Linked DNA regions of Homo sapiens: region 2 is linked to region 1. A link is an interaction called in ENCODE POLR2A ChIA-PET data of the cell type or tissue named here. Cell type or tissue: K562. All regions are shown on one strand.

Region 1 (2,500 bases):
TGCAGTGAGCCATCGCACCACTGCACTCCAGCCTGGGCGACAGAGTGAGACCCCATCTCAAAAAAATGATAATAATTGATTCTAAACTGGGGAATAGAGAGATTCCCAATTTAAAATCTTCACAGTGGTTCTCAAACGTTAGCCAACACCAGAATCAATAGGGCTAGTTAAAACAGATTGCTATGATCTCTACCACAAGGGTTTCTAATTAAGTAAGTCTGGGGTGGGCCCTGAGAGTTTGCACTTCTAGTAAGTTCCAGGTGATGATGCTCATGCATCACTCATTCTGAGAGGTGCCCCTTTAGAAGAAGGGATCCAAACCTCAGGCAGGTTTTGACAAAGAATAACCTAGAGATACTTTTTTTCTAAAACTATCTCTGAGCTTTAGGTAAGGATACTTTTTTTCTTTGAGAGCCTCACACTGTCACCCAGATTAGAGTGCAGTAGTGTCATCTCAGCTCACTGCACCCTCTGCCTCCCGGGCTCAAGGGGTGCCCTCAGCCTGCTGAGTAGTGCTGCTAATTTTTTGTATTTTTGGTAGAGGCAGGGTTTCGCCATGTTGCCAGGCTGGCCTTGAATTCCTGAGCTCAGGTGATCCACCCGCCCCAAGCCTCCCAGAGTGCTGGGATTACAGGTGTGAGCCACGCCGCCTGGCCTCAAGGAATATTCTTGATTGAAAATGGTGCTAAAGTTGGTCTTTTTATGAGTGGTAGCTCTTCAGTTTAACATAAATAACATCTTGGGAGATACTGAGCTTTTTGATATTGAAAGATAGAATTGGTTTCTTTTCACATTTTTCTTTATTTTTAAGCTTATGTCTTGTGGCACCTGTACAAAGGACTTGGTTGTGGTTGAGCTATAAAGTTATGTATCTTGAAAATTGATTACCAGGTTTGGGCTGTGGCTCCAAATAAGAAAATGAAATGTTTCACCATAACTGTATTTCATAAACAGGAAAAGAACATTCAGATGTATATTTCTTACAATTCTTCACAAACTTTTTCCGCAATTTGTACATTCATACAGTTTTCACACATCAAATGTAAAAATTAACTGTCATTCCTACACTGTTCTTTTTAAAAATGTATGGTACTTGTTGCTGCTGTAGTCATTCATGTATAGTTGGCTCAAGGAACACTTCTAAAAGCTCAATTAAAAATTTTTTTTTTGAGACAGGGTCTCTCTCTGGCCTGGCTGAAGTGCAGTGGCGTGATCAGAGCTCACTGCAGCCTCGAACTCCTGGGCTCAAGTGATCCTCGCTCCTCAGACTGCTAAGTAGCTGGGATTTCAGGCTACCACACCCTGCTAATGTTTTTTGTTTTTAATAAAGTCTCGTCATGTTTCCCAGGCTGGTCTCAAACTACTGAGCTCAAGCCGTGCTCTACCCTGGCCTCCCAAAGTGTTGGGATTACAGGTGTGAGCCACCACACTTGGCCTTAAAATATTTTAATTTCCTCAAATTTACAAAGGAGAATAAGACCTCATGGCTAAATTGAACAGTGAGTGCAGCTAGTTCATTGTTTGCACAAGGAACTACAGTCTAATTGCAGTTCCTATTTTAGCTGATGAAACAACCAGTTTGTCATGGAAATTATTTTAGTGTGGTATTATGTACCAGATTTTTAGAATCCATAACTTGAAATTAGCTTTACACGCTACATAGTAAATAGTGGACTACAGAAACAAAAGTATTAACATAAGGACCTTAATTTTTTTCACCTATTTTATGACCTTAAATATTCAGTATTTTTTTAATTCCATCTGTATTTTCGTTTTGTCAGTGAGTGGAATAATGTGCTCCTTATTTAAAACATCTTTTCCCCTAACAGTAGAACCTATTAGGTCTTGTGGTTTGATCACTCACTGGTTTTGAGAATAGATGAGTCATCTCTAGTATAGATCTTCATGGTAGGCCATTCACCTTCAGTCTATTACTCATAGCAAAAACTCCACGGACTTTTTTAAGTTTAAAACCCATGAATCTGCTTAGGTTTTATAATCTCAGTATTTGACATTTGCTCACTATTTCATCTCTATTTGTTGGCCCGGTTTTTCTGTATTTTCTTTGCCCAAACTGCTCATTATCAAGATGAACATTTGGGATATACTCTTTTTGAGACCCTCAAGGGCATATTGACATGAATTTAGTTAATTTTAGTCATCTATTGATGTTGAAGAATTGTGAAGACAGTCACTGGTAGAGGTGATTCTATGGAGGCTATCCCATCCCAGTGGAATGTTAATGCTTTACCAAAATGTGTTAGCTGCAGTAGACAGATGTTTCTGTCTTGGGGGTTTAGGGCACAACATTTCTGAGGAACTCTGACTCAATCTGTCCCTTCTCCTTTCACAGGGCAGCAAGGCGAACCCCATCCCTACTCACTGGAGCTCAGCTTTGATTTTTAACCTCCCTTCCCCACCCTTCCAGAACACACACATTCCATTCCAAAACTGATTTTATAAAGACATTTTAAACATAATGATGCAACTTGGTGTGCAC
Region 2 (2,500 bases), 55 kb before region 1:
TTGGTAGTAGTAAAATGCCAGCAGCAGAAACTACTCCAAAATGTAAACAAGGACCTGTATGACTTCACAAGTGCTCTTTCCCCTAGTTCTCATGTTCAGTAGCAGCAGTGAAGGGAGATGATACAGCCACTAATGGCTGTTTGCTCTTCCACAGATCTTTTCAAGTCCTCATCTGAAAAAGATTCTAAATTTTATGAGCTGCAAAGAGTGGAAGAAATGGGTGGAGCTCATGAAGTTCTCTACGCTCTGCCTTCTCACAGTTTTCCAAAAAGTGTCCTCAAGCAGGGCACAGTGGCACGTGCCTGTAATCCCAGCACTTTGGGAGGCTGAGTTGGGCGGATCACCAGAGGTCAGGAGTTCGAGACCAGCCTGGCCAAAATGGCGAAACCCTGTCTCTACTAAAAATACAAAAAATTAGCCGGCTGTGGTGGCAAGCACCTGTAATCCCAGCTACTCGGGAGGCTGAGGAAGGAGAATTGCTTAAACCTGGGAGGCAAAGACTGTAGTGAGCCGAGATCGCGCCATTGCACTCCAGCCTGGGAAACAAGAGCAAAACTCCATCTCAAAAAAAAAAAAAAAAAAAAAGAGTGGGCCGGGCGCGGTGGCTTACGCCTGTAATCCCAGCACTTTGGGAGGCCGAGGTGGGCGGATCACGAGGTCAGGAGATCGAGACCATCCTGGCTAACACGGTGAAACCCCGTCTCTACTAAAAATACAAAAAAATTAACCGGGCGAGGTGGCGGGTGCCTGTAGTCCCAGCTACTCGGAAGGCTGAGGCAGGAGAACGGCGTGAACCCCAGGGGGCGGAGCCTGCAGTGAGCCGAGATCGCGCCACTGCACTCCAGCCTGGGCGACAGCGAGACTCTGTCTCAAAAAAAAAAAGAGTGTCCTCAGTCAGGACAAAATATTATTTAGTTAGTTTTCTAATCTCATCATCTTCCCTAGAGATATTTGCCAGAGATCTCTCTGCAGAGTGGACTAGTTTGTTTAAAGAGGCTCTTACCTCGATCTGAGTGTTCTCTTGCAATACAGCTGGGTGAGTGGCTGGTTCAGATTGCCTGTCAGGAGGTTGGGAAATTGTGGCTGCATTTTGGAGGAGCTCTACTTCCTGTTTATGCTTCTGAAGTATGTTGGTGACTTCAAGCTTCAGATCCTCATTTTGGGCTGGGGAAAAATAATCCAGAAATGTGAAATTCTGTAGTTATTTATCACCATGGTCAGAGTTGGATCAAGTGTGAATTTAATCTTCCCACTAAGGTTTAATTAATGTTATAAATTTGAGAAGCAATTCTCTATTATTTCTACAGAGGAGGACTCTAGCTTATTGACTCAGTAAACTGAGGTGATACTACTTGCACTCCGAAAACAAAAGACACCTGCAGAATGGTAGAGTGGAAAGTGGAATAACAATAACAACACAAAACAGAAAGGGAATCACTTGACTAGGGTAATCCAAACTTTTTGACAGCAGCATCGAAACCAGTATCTCACCAACTCCACCCCCACTCCATTCTGACTTCTAGGTTACTAGCTCTCTGTGGCACCCATCTTCACACCCACCCTGGCCTGGATGGAGGATGGGCATTTCTGTGTTCCAATGTGTGTGTGTGTGTTTTTCTCTTTAGACAGTCTTACTCCATCACTCAGGATGGAGTGCAGTGGTGCGATCTTGGCTCCCTGCAACCTATGCCTCCAGGGTTCAACGATTCTTGTGCCTCAGCCTCCTGAGTAGCTGGTATTACAGGCGCACGACACTACGACTGGCTAATTTTCGTGTTTTTAGTAAAGATGGGGTTTCACCATGTTGGCCAGGCTGGTCTGAAACTCCTGGCCTCATGTGATCTGCTGGCCTCGGCCTCCCAATGTGCTGGGATTACAGGCATGAGCCACCACACCAGGCTGTGTGTGTGTTTTTCAGGGAATAAAGGTAATCGGTGTTTAGTGAGCAGATCATTTCCATCATGCATTAGAGAAGGGATTAAATTAGATTGCCCTGAAGGTCCTTACAAGACTTCATTTGTGCTTCAAACATACTAATTGGCATGTGCTCCTAAACATGGTTCTTGCCTCTATTTTTCTTGATTTCACACATTTCTTTTCCTTCCGTTCCCTATTTGAATACACTAAAACTTGATGAGATATAAATTTGATAAAACTAAATATTAAGGTCCAGGCTAGGAAAAAGTAGTAAGATGAAGGTCTTTTTGACAGTATTTAAAAATGTTCCAAATACCTATCTCCTGAGATCCAAGAGTTAAGACGGGGGTGAACTGGCAGTGGTAACCAAGAATAGTAATTTGCTACTCAATTTCAAGAATTGGATGGCAAAAAAAAAAAAAAGTATTCCAGTTACCTCTAAAATGATGAGAAGGATAAAAGACAAAGAAATTCACTTTCAATACTTTCAGCCAGGTGTAGTGGCTTTCACCTGTAATCCCAGCACTTTGGGAGGCTGAGGCGGGTGGATCACTTGAGGTTAGTTTCAGACCAGCCTGGCCAA

Evidence for each region. ChIA-PET counts read pairs that join two places held together with the same protein. Peaks named below come from ENCODE experiments on the same cell type or tissue, not always from the same donor. Only the 100,000 strongest peaks of a DNase experiment are listed, where the experiment ranks them.
Region 2: POLR2A ChIA-PET joins it to region 1 with 7 read pairs; 19 of 35 experiments call an interaction of 5 or more read pairs at or near these places.

What each region holds. Positions count from the first base shown.
Region 1 is chr14:21,263,683-21,266,182 of GRCh38, reverse strand. The region is part of intron 1 of HNRNPC (heterogeneous nuclear ribonucleoprotein C); the gene reads left to right. Among named protein-coding and RNA genes, the nearest start is that of HNRNPC, 4.5 kb to the left of the region's middle. In K562, no CTCF peak of the experiment used is centred here; no DNase peak of the experiment used is centred here; H3K4me3 peaks cover 1,465 bases.
Region 2 is chr14:21,318,681-21,321,180 of GRCh38, reverse strand. It overlaps RPGRIP1 (RPGR interacting protein 1), which reads right to left. Exons shown (of 25, transcript NM_020366.4): 12 at 1,004-1,164. Among named protein-coding and RNA genes, the nearest start is that of RPGRIP1, 40 kb to the right of the region's middle. In K562, no CTCF peak of the experiment used is centred here; a DNase peak (open chromatin) is centred at 1,050; H3K4me3 peaks cover 582 bases.